3 separate regions of the Mus musculus genome follow, and regions 2 and 3 are each linked to region 1. Evidence: chromatin loops called from intact Hi-C (ENCODE). Cell type or tissue: heart. All regions are shown on one strand.

What was found. Peaks named below come from ENCODE experiments on the same cell type or tissue, not always from the same donor. Only the 100,000 strongest peaks of a DNase experiment are listed, where the experiment ranks them.
Region 2: it touches region 1 in a loop (5-fold over the local background); 11 of 42 quality-filtered maps call a loop at or near these places.
Region 3: a loop joins it to region 1, with 3 times the contacts of the local background. A loop is called at or near these places in 12 of 42 quality-filtered maps.

What each region holds. Positions count from the first base shown.
Region 1 is chr17:53,687,346-53,692,345 of GRCm38, reverse strand. It overlaps Sgo1 (shugoshin 1), which reads left to right and starts at 3,031. Exons shown (of 9, transcript NM_028232.2): 1 at 3,031-3,135; 2 at 4,226-4,356; 3 at 4,488-4,635. The coding sequence starts at 4,494. It also overlaps the pseudogene Gm31532. In heart, a CTCF peak has its summit at 2,617; a DNase peak (open chromatin) is centred at 2,875; H3K4me3 peaks cover 2,420 bases; H3K27ac peaks cover 2,608 bases.
Region 2 is chr17:53,475,833-53,480,832 of GRCm38, reverse strand. It overlaps Rab5a (RAB5A, member RAS oncogene family), which reads right to left and starts at 1,599. Exons shown (of 6, transcript NM_025887.4): 1 at 1,225-1,599. In heart, CTCF peaks have their summits at 882 and 1,935; DNase peaks (open chromatin) are centred at 992 and 1,632; H3K4me3 peaks cover 2,800 bases; H3K27ac peaks cover 2,761 bases.
Region 3 is chr17:53,564,879-53,569,878 of GRCm38, reverse strand. It overlaps Kat2b (K(lysine) acetyltransferase 2B), which reads right to left and starts at 2,908. Exons shown (of 18, transcript NM_020005.4): 1 at 2,301-2,908. The coding sequence starts at 2,549. In heart, CTCF peaks have their summits at 1,902 and 2,909; DNase peaks (open chromatin) are centred at 1,498, 2,268, 2,788 and 3,538; H3K4me3 peaks cover 3,550 bases; H3K27ac peaks cover 3,239 bases.

The DNA.
Region 1 (5,000 bases):
AAGCGCAAGGCCCTGGGTTCGGTCCTCAGCTCTGGAAAAAAAAAAAAGATAAAAAATAAATAAAGCAATACATAGAACGCCCTGGCACAGAGCAGAGCATGCGCTTACGTTACATGTGTTTATGTTGCTGTGATGAAATACATGACAGAAGCAACTTAAGGGAGGAGAGATGGTTCAGGAGTTGTAAGTCCATCATGGCAGGAAAGGCAGGATGACAGACTAGATGTGTGGCAGTGGGAGTGTGCAGTAAATGCTTGTACATGCCACTGAGCAGAGCAGAGAGAGCCTAGGCCCAAAGCAGTCATCCCCAACCCTCCCACCTCCTCCAGCTGTGTCTCATAGCCTAAGGTTTTACAACCACCCGAAACAGCGTTACCATGTAGAGATAAAGTGTTCAAACCCATGAGCCTACAGGGGAGATTTAATATGCCAAAATAGGAATGCAGTGTAGTGGCTCATACCTTAAACACACACTTAGGAGGCAAAGACAGTAGGTTGTATGAGTTCTAGGTCAGTCTGATCCACATACCTATGTCCAAGCCAGCCAAAGCTACATAATGAGACGCTGTCTCAAAAACAAACAAACAAAACGCCAGCACGGCCAGCATCTTAGTTAGGGTTTCTATGGTGAAGAGACACCATGACCAAGGCAACTCTTATAAAGGACAGCATTTAATTGGAGCTGGCTTACAGTTTCAGGGGTTCAGTTCATTATCATCATGGCAGGAAGCATGGCAGCCTGCAGATAGACATGGTTTAGGAGGAGATGAGAGGTCTACATTTTGATCTGAAGACAGAAAGAAAGAGACTGTTTCAGCAGCATTCAATTAAGCCTGGGAGCCCTCAAAGCCTGCCTAAAGAGTGACACACTCCCTCCAACAAGGCCTCCTCATAGTGCCATTTCCCATAGCCCAAGCATATCCAAACTGCCACAGGCAGTAAATTCAATTAAATACTTACATTCTTGGCACTAGGCTGAGAAATTCAACCCTCTAAAATAGAAGTATACAGCAAGGATTCTGAGGTTTAATAAGTTATTTCAAGTGGTTAAGATACATTTCTAAAACATGCAGATGAAAGCTACAAGCAATCTAAAAAGTAGGACTTTCCCCAGCCTGTCTGTCTACTGTACACTTATATAGGTTCTCCACAGCTTGGGACTGCTCAACAAAGGAAAAGACTAAGCCAATATAAGTGGGTACCAAAATGATGTGATAGTTTGCTGCATTTTGGTTCTGACAAATTCCTTAAAACTTTTGGTCACCAAGTTTCTAACATTTGTATGCTATTCAAATTAATACACAGCACATGACATGGTAAGTATTAAAGAATCTTTCAAAGGGTTTTTTAATTCTTATTTTTGTATATATGTATGTGTTCTCTTTGATCACGTATGCCACATGCTGTACACAGGTGCCCATGAAGAGGGCATCAAATCTGGAGCTGAAGTCAGAGGTGGTTGTGAGCTGCCTGACATGGGTGCTCAGAACTGAACTCAGGTCCTCTGCAAGAGCAGCAAAAGCTTTTGATATCTGGATCATATCCACATTTCCAAAGGAATCTTTTTTAAAAAATTTTTTTTAATGTCAGCACTTGGGAGGCCAAGACTAGCATATCTCTGTGTGTTCCTGGTCATCGCAGAAATATCACGAATTTGAAGTCTGCTTAGGCTGTGTAAAAAACCTGCCTTAACCCGTTGTTTTGTTTTGCTTTGTTTTGTTTTTTGAATGCCAAATAAACAGACCAAAACCAAACTTTTTTAGGAGATGGACATGGTGGTACACACATTTAATCTAGCATTCAAGAGACAGAAGCAGGTGGATCTGTTTGCATTTGAGGCCAACCTCAAATATATAGTGAGTTCCAAGACAGTCAAAGGTACACAGAGAGACTTCTCTACAGCGTAAGGAGTTAGAGGTCATCCTGGGCTACAAGAAGACCCTGTCTCAAAAACAAAAACAAACAGAAAACAAAGAAGAGAGCCATAAATGAGCAGCCGTGGAACGATAATCTTAGGACCCTAGGTAAGAAATTAAGAGTGTGAACCTTGTGTGATGACCAGCATAGTAAAATATAACTTGTTATATTGGCTACGTATATCTATCTACCTTATGGCACAAGACATCTGCCAAGGATATGACTTATGAAGCAATCACTCAACTGTGGAGGCTCCAAATGTCTTGTGGTAGGGCTCCCTGCTGCCACCTTCCCCTTCCCATTTTCTTTGTGTGCCTTCAGAACTACCCAGTAACGCTGCCTGATGTGTAAGCGTGCCGAACTTTTCTCAGCATGACTAAACCCAATTCCTTGACTATTATCAGGAACTGATAAAGAAGTTTAGATTGTTCCCGGGAAAGCACTTTAAAAAACGGATCCCACAAGATGACCTTCTAATTCAGTCACGGCTGCTGCACTACAATGACTTCTGAGGTGAGCGCAGCCGGTTGTAAATCTCTTCCGTAAATGCACAGGACAGGATCGGGCTGTCACTTGGCGTTTCTTCTTGAATCAGCCAGGCCCACCCGCAGATCTCGCCAGCGGGCTGAACCTGGAGAGCCCAGTCTCTCACATCAGTCCTTTCGCTGAGCCTGCGCTAAACGTGCTGGATGGACGTTTGCCACACGGGCGCGCCCCGGAGCACAAGAGCTGCGCGGCCTTGGGCGCCCTGACAAGCCACGCCAGGATCTGTTTGGATCTTTCGTGCTCCAACTCAGGCTTCAACTCGAACTCGTCATTCTCCTGCCTCAGCCTTCTGAGAGCTGGGCTCTCAGGCCTGCGTCAACACCCCAGGTCTAACCGGAAGTCAGGGACGCACCCAGACAAGACCCAGTCTCAAAGTCGCTAGATCTCTAGGCTGTGGGAAGGCGGACGCCGAGCCAAGGCCTCAATTCCAGCCTGACTCCACCCCCTCTACCCCACCCCAGCCACAGCTGCGCGTGCGCAGGCGCGCCACGTGATGCCATTCCCCGGGGCCGGGCGCTGCGTCTACGGAGAAGGGCGGGCCGGAGTGTCACGTGATGGTGTCCGGCCAGCCAATGGATACGCGTAACGCAGAATTTCGAATGTGGCGGCGGTAGCTGCGGAGCGCGGCGGAGCGGGAGGTTGCATCTGCTCGTCCGGACCTGAGTGGCCGAGGTACGGAGCGGTACGGGCGGCGGGACTGGAGGTATCTCTCCGACCGGACGACGCGTTCCGCTCGCGAAAGCGAGCACCCCGAAATCGACAGGGCTTTTGCTCAATCAAAGTAGCAAAAACTTTTTAGATAGGGGCCGGAGGAAGGGGTGTTCTCGCCGACTTGCACTGTCTAGCACGCACAAGGCCCGATTTCCATCCCACTGTGCTCGCGCACGCGAACAAACTGTAATTAACTTTAACTCTATCAGTTATTCATTCTGTGTGTCACTCAGATGTCTCCGGTGCAAACTTTTAAAACTTGATGGTGACCCACCCATTCTTATAAGAAGTCGTTGCATTTATTCTGTTGAACTCCCCTCTCCAATCTATCGTATATACACATTGGTAAAAATAAAGGGTTAGATAAGATATACAGTACCAATTTAAGGCTTCATTATGCGTGGAGGAAAATACGTCCTGGTGAGAATACTCAAGAAGAGATTCAAGAAAACACTTAACTAAAAGGAGATGAATCAAGATAGTTCTTGTGGTGACAATTATATGCACACATTGTGGTTGGCAACAGTTTACAATTTTGAGACCAGGAAGTTTATTTTGCTTGAAGCACGCTACTGTTATTAACATGAATACATGTTTTCTCAGCCCCAAAATTACTAGAGAAAAGCTGCCAAACAGAAACCCAGATATACATATAAATTGCTTCTGAACTAATACTGTAATCCTAAACACTAAAGGTTGGCTATAAACATTGTAAGAAAAGTAAGTCTGCTTATGGCTCATACATTTGTGGTCCCAGCTACTCAGGAGGCTGAGGTAGGAAGGACATGAGAGCTCTTAAGTTCAAAACCAGACTGGGTAACAGCAATATCCTGTCCCAAAATAATAAGTTCCCATAGAGCCTAGAATGTTGTACGCCTCCAATGAATATTTACTATAAGATGAATAATTGATACTTTCTGGAGTTATTTAATACTTTCCTATGAAATAGTAGAAGATAAGGTTATAGCAAAAGCATGAATGACATTTTATGGGATTTTTTTTCTTATGATGGCTTGATTCTAACATCTTTTTTCTTCTTGTTTTGTTTTAGATGAATTTCACTATGTAGCCCAAGCATAAATCTATGACCCACCTGCCTTAGCCTTTTTAGTAGCTTGGATTATTCTACAACACCTGACTTAATATTTCTAAGCAGAAAATCAAAATATTGCTTTTTTTGAAGTAAGTTTACAATTTAGTCTTTTGTAATCCCTTCTTGATGAACAGCCTATGTTTCTTAAATTTTATGTTTAAAAAATATCTGAGAAGTGTTCATTGGTTTTTTTTTTTTTTGTTTTGTTTTTAATTCAAAGACAAAGATGGCTAAGGAAAGGTGTCAGAAAAGGTCCTTTCAAGATACCCTTGAAGACATTAAGAATCGAATGAAAGAAAAAAGGAATAAAAATTTGGCGGGGATTGGGAAACGCAAGTCCTTTATTGTTGCACCGGGCCAAGTACCCAGTAAGAGAATTTTGTGTTGTCTTCTTCCAGCATTCTTACTTTGAAAGTGTGGCATTTGTGTGTGTTGTGTGTGTTTCTTTGTGTGTGGAGCACAGTGGGGTGTTGCTGTAGTAGAAGTTCTGGAGTCCTGCTATTAATCTCTGCCCTGTTCCCCTGCAAAGGGTCTCTCACTGAACAAGGAACTATTGTGGCAGCCAGTCAAGCCCCAGAGATCCTCCTGTCTCCACACACCTTTAACACCTTACCTTCCCTCCGTCCTGCCACAGCAGATAGAGTCACCAGTGTGCAGGACCACACCTGGCTCTTTAGGGGATTTGACCTGTGGGCCTCATTGGTTTCTTAGCAAGCACTCCTAGCCATTGAGA
Region 2 (5,000 bases), 210 kb after region 1:
CAGGGAAAACATCGATTCTCACAGAAAATACAAACAAAATTTTGTACTTAGTTTTTAAAAACTGTTTCCTGCCCCACATCCCGATCACATTTTTGAGGGACAGGGACTTGTCGCCTAGGCAAGCACAGGATAGGTTACGGATGGCCTGGACTCCTGATCCTACCTACCTCAGCTTCCAGAGTGCTGGGATGACAGGCGGGGTGCCTTCACAGTCAGTGTCTTTTAAAGTGCAAAGCTACTAAATCTTTTACTTCCAAAGACCTCAAACGGAAATAAGCCCAAGTATAAACCTACACAGGTTGAACATGGTATTAATGTTAAGTGCGAGGGCTGGGGGTGTTCAGTGAAGCTACTGCTCAGTGCACAGAGGTTCTGCACTTATAACTTGTACTTTTATTCCGTCAAAGAAAACTTTTGCATAATATGCATCTCCAATCTTTAAAATAGTTTTTTTATACAGTTAGGAAGTCTTTGATTAAAAAAATTGCACTGAGCCCTTAAATTGTGCCAGGCACTGTTGTGCTGCCTACTTTGTTCACAACCCCACGGGTTCAAATTTTACATTAAGAACGATTCTGGGCAGACCTCAATATTCTGGAAGATGTAACAGTTTTTTTTTTTTTAATTAGTTACGTGCAAGGCAACTGATTCAGAACTTTAAATCCATTTCGGCGAGGCAAAAACTAATATGCCAAGAGTGACAGTCAAAGCTTTAAACTTCTGGAGGCGTTAGGATGTTAACCTGCTCGCACCTTGGCCCGGGCTTCCCACCTCCCACGGAAGGGACCAGAGGATCCCACTACTCGCACAGCCCGGCCAAGCCGGTCAGAGGTAGGCGGAGCTCCCCAATCCCCACCTGCTGGAGGCCTGGGTTCCTGTCTGGAAGAAGCCGAGAAATCAAACCGGGGTGCCGGGGCCAGGAGCTCCGCTGGGCCTGGTGGGCGCGCTCCTGAGCCACCCCCGTCACCCCGGATGCGATCCGGCTCAGTAGCCGGGACAGAGCCCCAAAGACCGGGCTGGAGACCGCCAGGGCCCCAGGCTCTTCCCACGGCGCCATCTTGTGAAGGGAAGAGGGTGCCACCCGCCGCTCCCTCAGAGGATTCCCCACGTCCCAGGCCCCGAAGCTGCTAGAAGAATGAGTCACTAAGCGCTGAGGGCCCGCGGCGGCTTGGAGGCCCCAAGCCCGGCCCGGGACCACAGGGACCCGCCCCGACGGCGGCTTACCTGGGCCGCGTCTCCCGGCAGCGAGGCCACGCACGGCCCGGCCCGGCCCGGAGATCGGATGCGCCGCGGCTGCAGCGGCGGCGTCGCCTGCTCGCTCCTTCTTCTCACCCTGGCCGGCGCGGGACTCTGAGCGCCGCCCGCCGTGCCGCCGCCCCTGCCGGGCTGCGTCTCCGCCTCTCCGTTCCGCCTTCCTTTCTCCTCCTCCTCCAGAGTCGCCGCGCTCGAGTTCCGAGGACTTCTTCCTCGTCGTCGTCGTTCTCCTCCTCCTCCTCCCTCGGTCTCCTCCCCTCAGACCGCCCCGGCTCCTCACGAACCAAAACACAAACACTCGGGCTCCAGCGCAGGAACTGCTTCCGCCGGCTCCGCCACGTAGCCGCACGCAGCGAAGAACGCCGTGACGTCATTTCCGCCGCTGCCCCTCCCAGGAGGCCGGCAGCGGCTTCCTAAGGGGGCGGGGCCGAAGTCACGTGACATCCCCGGGTGCGCTAAGGGAGAATAGTTCGGCCCTCTCTAACGCCTCCTTGATCTGAACCGACATCTTTGGGCTCCGGCTGCAAGGCGAGGCAGGAGCGTCAGGAATGAAGAGGGGGGCGTGGGGTTGCGTCACGTGTCTTCTCCAATTCCCTGGGGCCAGACCTACTCACTTCCTTGCTCTGCCTTCCTCCTCCCCGGGGCTCCACCCTCAGTACCACCATTGTTATCTGGGTGGCGGCGCTCTAAGCCGGCGGGTTGGGAACCCGAGAGGCGTGGGCCAGACCTGCGTTTTATGGGTCTCATCGGAGCTGACAGGGTCCCCACTGCCATTGTCAGCCTGGGTTGTCTTCCCATTGCGGCGATTTTCGGTCTGATGGTTCACTCACAGGCCTCTCACACCACTTCAGCAGCTCAGTAAAGGGGTTTAGGCGAGCGAGGGCTCCTGTGGCTCTGGAAATGCCCTGCTTTTCCGAGAATGGGCGTGTCTGTGATCTCGGAGAGAATTAAGACCCTTAAATTCAAAAGCTGCCTTTAGACAGCAAACCTCAAAAGAATAACTTGCTTTTATTGAGAGTTTACCTGTGTGTGTGGTTTTTTGTTTTGTTTTGTTTGTTTTTTGAGTGAAAAGGAGGAAATCCTAATAATTAGCGTTTATTTGGAATTCCCCATTGAACTAAGTAGTAAACATTTTGGAGTGATCTCTCTCTCTCTCTCTCTCTCTCTCTCTCTCTCTCTCACACACACACACACACCCATTGATAAGCACAGTTGATAAGCACACAGAGTCCTGGCATGTTTGTGGAATGAATGAGGGAGGCAAATAATTTGGCCACGATCACAGGTTAGATATAGTCTAGCCTGCAGCCGGCTCCATAACACTAGTTCTTAAGATTCCAATGAACAGCAGCCCAAGATGTTTATGGCTGCCCACAGCACACCTATTTAAGACGTTCCCTTGATCCGCATAGGTCCAAATACTCCACTCCCCTAAATTCTGGCACTGGTTTCTATCAAAAGAGTCATTCCTTGTCTCTGTCAGAAAGGTTCTGTGGTGCCTATTAGCATACCAAAACACAAGGCTAGCCTTCTGATTTACTCAGTACCTGTGGCTCTTCTCACCCCACTTCCTACCCTAAACTTCTCCAAGTCATGAGCTTCCCTCTTCTAGTTTCTCATTCCCATGTAACCCTACTATTTGACTCTCTCTCTCTCTCTCTCTCTCTCTCTCTCTCTCTCTCTCTCTCTCCCTCCCTCTCCCTCTCCCTCTCTCCTTCCCGCTCCCCTCTCCTGTGGCCTCCTTTGCTCCTTTGTCTTCCTGTCTCACTACCCCATCCCACCCCATGGCCATGTCCAGTCTACACTTTTCTCTCCCAGCTCTGGATTTTTCCAGATGCCTCTGGCTGTACTTTCCCTCATACCTACAACAAAACCCTTCCTTCCCTTCAAACAAGCATGCCTTTGAGTAGTCGTGGCCTCAGTTTATACATCTGGCACTACAAACTTCCTTTATACACAAACCACACGGACATGAATGCTTTGATCAAATCCACCCTTCCAATTTCCTTTCCCCCAAATACTCTCATATTCCACCATGACTTTTCCTCCTTAACTTCAAGTACTCTTTCTTTAAAATCATTTTTAAATTTGATTTTATGTTTATGAATGTTTTCTTGAATATATGTCTCTATACCATATGGCTCTCAGAAGAGGATGTCCTGCCCTCTTAGGTAGTAGTATCCTTTATTTACCTGAAGTAATTGCTGTCTCTGCATACTGCCACAGTCGGCTAATCTAGGACTGGTCCTGGAAGTTTCTAGCCTCTGTACAATCTAATCTAGGCCTAGAATGCCTTCAAGCTCCGAGGTTCCAGCTCAAACTCCTCTTCAAGCTAATTCAACCTGGCTTCTCACTCGGCCTTTGACTTTTTGCTCTGCTTGGCCTCAAACTAATTCAGGCGGTATGTTCTAATCTTCTGGCTCCTCATTTTCTGGTGGGTTCTGTCTTACCTGTGTCTAGCTTGCTCTCTCTTCAGTCTTTCTCTCTAAAGCTTTCCCAGTACAACTGCCTCCTTTCTCTCCGCACTGCCCATCCCAAGTAGCTTCTCTTTCTTTTCATGAGAGTTGAGCATATCCTGTTCTGTCATATCTTTCTCTGATTTGTCACTTTGTCTGCCATTCAATTAGACATCGCTTTCAAACATGTGCGCTTCCTTCTACAAACTAATTTTATTCTCATTGTTTGGGATTAAAGGTATATACTAAGGGCATGTCTGTATTCTAGCCAGAGGGATTAAAGTAGTATATGCTAAGGGTGAACCGTACCACAACTAGAGACAGGTTTATCCAGTAAACAACAGAATCTCAGGGTTCACAGTATAATCAAATATTCTGCAACATGAGTAGAATACTGAGAACTGGAGTTAACAAGTCCCAAAGAAAATAGGACAGATGGCTAACTGTGGTGCTTATTAGCATCCAACAGTGTAAGATTGGCCTTCAGGCTCACTCAGTATCTGTGGTTCCTCTCAGCTCTTCTTACCCTGCCTGCTCCCCTAAACCTCTCCATCCCACAGGCTTTGCTTTTCTTCCCTTAGCATTTGTTTTCTATATAATCCTGCCATTGCGGCTGTAACTCTCTTGGTCTTCTGCTCTTGGCTCTCTCTCTCTCTCTCTCTCTCTCTCTCCCCTCCCCTCTCATGGTTCAGTTAAGTCGATTGGCCACGTTTAGTCTACTACTTTCTCTCCCTGCTCTGGACTCCTTTGGATGTCCCTGGCTGTACTCTTCTCAACCACACTTTGGAAATATTATGTCTTCATTTCAGTCACCAGGAGGGACATATATAACACTCTCCACCCCCAAGGGGCTCAGCCTCTCCTAATCGAACCAAGCTGCTGATTTGACTCTCCTGAGGTATGTATAGATTATTTGTTTCTTCTGGCTTCTGCTACTCACCATATTTGACTCTAAATTCTAGATTCTACTTCCTCAGCTACTTCTTTGCACCCCCTGCTCTAACCCTTTGTCTGTCCTCTCCTCACCTACTTGGTAAAGGTCTTCTTAGTCTCTATGGTCCCTGGAACCTGCTTTGCTTTGTTGGGCACCTGTCACCCAGGCATCTCTCTACTAAGCCACTTACTTGTCTGCCTCAATTGGAATGTTCCCTTTCCCCAAAAGCCTCTCCCAGTCCACATCTTTAGCTGTTTTCTCTCCTGTTCTAACCATTTGACTCTCCTCCTCTACTGTATGTCACTCTGGAGCTGCCTGCTTTGTCTCTGTTGGACTACTACAAAAGATACACCCAT
Region 3 (5,000 bases), 120 kb after region 1:
CACTTCCTCCGTCTACTGGATCTACAGCTACTGAGTTCTCCAAGTCCCGTGCCCTACATCCCAAAAAGGCTCCACTGGAGTCCACTGTCACTGCGTTACTGCCTTTACCTTAGAATCTGAACACATACTCCAACAACTCCACAAAGACAGACCCCAGTGCCATAAACCTGGTACCTGGCTTAATGCCTAGCCCCAGTTAGAAATCCTCATAACATTAGCTAAATAAATCAGCAAATAAGACGGCACACTTTCAGGCTGGTGAGATGACTCAAGGAGCACACAGAAGAGATGAACACTCTCTGACACTCGCAGACAAACACCACACACACTAAACTTCATTTCAGAGTCTCTCAAAAGCAGGAAGAAAGAATAACAGGTTTTTCTTTCCTAGGAGATTGTCAGAAAATATGACCAAAAAAAAAAAAATTCTCAAGTTATACACTTGAAGTTTCAAATAATTGAATAATAATGAATAATTCAAAGTATTTGGGAAGGCCAGGGGAGGAGCATGGTGGTAGAACTGTAATCCTAGGCAGATAGGAGTTCAAGACCATCCTGGACTTCATAGGAAGACCTAGAGAAAGTTAAAAAGAATGCATGTGTACAACCACTGGAAAGTTTTCAGACAGGAGGCAGTATGGAGATGGGTATTGGTGATGGGGACTCAGGCTAATACTGAAAACTAAGTCAGGACTACATAGCTGGCTTTCTGAATGAGACTAGAGCAGCTGCAAAGGCCAAGCCTATTTATTAAGTCCTTGAACTTGCTCTGGGTTCTGTTGGCCACTCTCTCCCCGGCATGCTACACCAGAGGTCCTGTCTAAGGTGGATGGTAGGTCGGACTGGTAGGACTGTAAAACTAAGGAAGTCAATAGCTTTTGGAGTAGAGCCCCTCGCCTTTCCCATTTCTTAGAAACATACTTCCAATTTTTTTTTTTTGCACGCCTTAGTCTATACCACGTGACGTTAGTATTTCCCAGCTCCTCTGCAGAATTCAAAAGTAGTAATATACTTGCTTCGTGGAAAGTATTCTCAGTTGCCACTCACATCTCCTGGGGGGCTTTGTTGGAAATGTAACTCCTCAGACCCCACCCCAGACCTCCTGATTTTTGCTTTTAGCGATTCCAAAGCATATTTGTGTGCATAAGGCACCGCACTGGAGCCCTCTCAGGAAGGCACAGCAGGTGCTGTGACTGCATCGATAAACAGGAGGTGACCACAAGGAATGGGCAGGGCATGCTTGAGACCCCAAGGTCCTTAAAGCTCCAGAAAACACGACAACCAGAATGTCCCGGAAGGGAAGTCATCTACCAGGTTTATCCATCCTGGCTGTACAGTGGGGAGTAGGAATGAGAACCTGGATGCTGCGGATGCGACTCCTTTTACAGTAGTAAGCTGGAGCAGCAAGCAACACGGGAGGTGTGAGTGAGTGAGTGCCTGGTCCCAACCACAGGCCGCCCGGGCTGACAAGGCCAAGTCCCCGCCCACTTCTGCTGTCACCCAGTCAAAACAAAGCCGCAGTCTACAGTGCAGAGTCGCTCTCCCCTGCAGCCTGGAGATGCTGAGCCCCCTACAAGTGCTCTACAGCTGGATGCCCTGGGTGCCTAAAGTCCCCAAAGAGGGAGAATGGCAAGAAAGCTGTCTTCAAACTGAGCAGACGCGCTCGCCGCCTGGGCTGTCACCCTGCCAGACCCTGTTTACACCCTAAGCGGCCAGGATCCCGCTTTCGCTAAATAAATAATAACAATAATGACAGGGTTGTCGCCGCACGGCCGAGGCCGCCAGGCGCCAAAGGACAGGGGCTTGGGGCAGTGCCCACCTCCCACCCCGCGCTCCGCCCCTTCGCTCCCGTAGAGCGCCAGGATTCCAGGACACTTCTGGGTGCTCCACAACCCAGCTCCTCCTAGCGGGGCTCAGTGGGGAGGGCGAGCGCGGGGAGACACACGCTAAGATGCCCCCAACCCCAAAAAAGCTGCTTCCCAACCCCGACAGATCTGCCACACCAAGCACAGTTACACTCCCTGTGAAAGGACTCCCGCGAGCTCCTACAGAGCAGAAAAAGCCCCAGTGCCGAGCGCTCCGAAGCCAAGACTCATCCTTCCCAGAAGAGGGACACCGGCAGATCTAGAAGACCCCCTACCCCTGTCCCAGTGAGATGCTGTGCAAGCCGCAGCGGCAGAGCGCGCGCACAGAACGCAGCACTTCCGCGGTGCCGGCGGGAAGCTGGGAGTGGGTGGGGGAGGGGAGGGGGGGTCCGAGCCCGCCCGTGACCCCGCGATTGTGCTCATCCCAGCGGGTACCTTGCAGGCGGAGTACACGCCGAGTTTCTCCAGCTTCTTCGCCCGCGGAGCAGAGCGCAACTGCGCCTTCTTCACGGCGATCCGGGCCGAGCCGCCTCCTCCCGGTCCCTCGGCCGTGCCCGCCGCGGCCACCGCGGTCGCTGGCCCGCAGGAAGCAGAGCTCCCGGCAGCGGTGGCCAGGGTCCGGGGGGAACCGTGCGGGGGCGCGGGAGGCAGTGCTGGGGACCCGGCCCCGCCAGCCTCGGCCATGCCGCCCCGACTGTCACCCGCAGCTGCCAGGGTCCCCGCGGGCGCTGGTGGCGGAGCCGAGACCCTCCCCCCCCCCCGGCCGCCGCCCTGCGCCCTCCCCGCCCCCGCCGCACTCGGCCGCCAGCGATCGCAGGCCCCCGCGCCTCCCCAGGCGGCTAGGACGCTAGCGGGCCCGAGCGCCTTGGCCGCGCTCTGCTCCCCTGGGCCTCCGGCATGCTGCTGCGAGCGTAGCCGCCCGCCGGGAGCGCCAGGGCCCGTAGGTGACCGGCGACCCGCGAGACCGGGCCGCTGCAGCCCAGGCACCTGCCGCCCTGCGCTGCTGGCGTCCCTGGGCCTGACACCCTCCCGCGCCGAGACCCAACTTCCTCCACCCTAGCGGGAGCCAGAGGAAAAAAAAATGTTTTCCAGAAGTACCCGTCAGCGGCCAATCCTCCTCTTTGTTGCTAATTCACCAAAATCATGGCGTGAAGGGTTCCTTTTTTTTTTTTTTTTTTTTTTGACTTTGAGTTAAACTTTTTTTTTTTAAACAATTCTTCCCCATCGTCTTCTCCTGGTAGTTTCTGAACCGAATATGACCAGAGAGGGAGGGAGATGACTCAATGGTGTGTGTGTGTGGTGTGTGTGTGTGTGTGTGTGTGTGTGTGTGTGTGTGTATCACATAATACTTGTTCGTTTGAGAACATTACATGTCGGCGAAATGAAAACTAAACGCATGGAAAAAGTTTGAAATTAGTCCGCCTACGGGGTTCACTCGAGGTTGGCTACTTTCAGCTGCTAGTGTGTCTATTGTTTTCAAGTTAACCAGAAAGACAGCGTCCAGGAAAGTGATTCCGATTTTGACTTAAACTTCAAAATCAAAACTATTGTCCCTGGCTCTGATGGTAGGAAGAGATTGTTTCATTTTTTCACATGGGTCAACCTTCCTAAAGCGATTTGAATAGCCCTGCATTGCCGGTCAGCACCGTTGGCAAGTGCCCTAATTCTGCGGAGCAAGCATAGTCACAATGTGGGACAATGGTCGTAATGAATTTGTGATTGGTTGTCTAGCAAGCTTGGTAGCTCCTGCTGAACTCCAGCCATATGGGATGGGCTTTCCCTTGCAAATACTCTTACCAGTCATGCTTAAAGTTGCATTTTATGTCTCAAGATGTGTTTCGCCAGATTCTGTGTCCTTTTAACGCAGAGTAATGCAATGCCAAGAGAGAAAGAAGTCTCTTCTCAAAGGAGTGACACCTGCTGTGAAACTGCAGCCTTACTAGGCTACATCTAACTGAAGTCCTTACCTAGGCTTGACCTTAGCCTAGTGTGGAAGCTCAATAGAGTAAGACTCTTGCCTCAAAAATTAATTAAATTAATTAAAAAACAGGCCAGGAGCGGTGGTCTTCACCTTTGACCCCAGAACTGCAGAAGCAGAGACTGGCCAGGCTCTGTGAGTTTGAGGAATTCTGGTCTACTGTTAGGAGTTCCAGGTCAGCTAGGGCTACACAGTGAAACCTTGTATATAAAGAAACAAGGAAAAAAAAAAAAAAAGAACTCAGCATGTCTTTAATCCTGGCATTTGGGAGGCAGAGGCAAGTGGATTTCTGAGTTCGAGGTCAGCCTGGTCTACAAAGTGAGTTGCAGGACAGCCAGGGCTACACAGAGAAATCCTGTCTGGGGAAAAAAAAAAAAAAAAAAAAAAAAAAAAGCTCAGGGGTTTTTTGTTTTGTTTTGTTGGGGGTGGGAGGGCTCAAGACAGGGTTTCTCTGTGTAGCCCTGGCTGTCCTGCAACTCACTTTGTAGACCAGGCTGGCCTCGAACTCAGAAATCCTCCTGCCTCTGCCTCCCGAAAAAGCTCAGGTTTTACATCACTGTCCTCTGGTTGTTTGTTCTTCAAGTTTCTACAATAATGTCATTAAAACATTACTTACTGGGGAAATCCAGGTTCTCTTATATGTTCTTAGTGTCCTTTATCTAAGAATTTTTAAGTGGATTCAGAAGGAAGATTGAGGCCCATTGTATTATAGTGAACTGTAAATTCTGGCAGCTGCCCAAAGGTAAACAGAAGGAAGAGAAAAACTGGCTCATTTTTAGAGTGCAGAAAGTAAGCCTGTTCTGCACTTGGAGCCTAGGTGGGGTGTAAGTAGCTGTACAAAAGGGTGGTTTGGAGATGTATATAACCTTCAGAGAAAAGTGGAGAATGCCCCGAGGGCCAGGGGTGGTATGCTTATGCTCTTGGCCAGAAACCAAAGAAGGGATAGAACTGGTGTGAAAACAAAGATACACCTTTTGAGTTAAGAGGTCAAAAAGGCAGACAATCTCGAAAAACCAAAAAAAAAAAAAAAAAAAAAAAAAAAGAGGCAGACAAGAGTTCGAGGCCAGCCTGGTCTACAAAGTGAGTTGCAGGACAGCCAGGGGTATACAGAGAAACCCTGTCTTGGAAAAAAAAGGCAGACAAGCTTAGCAGTCCAG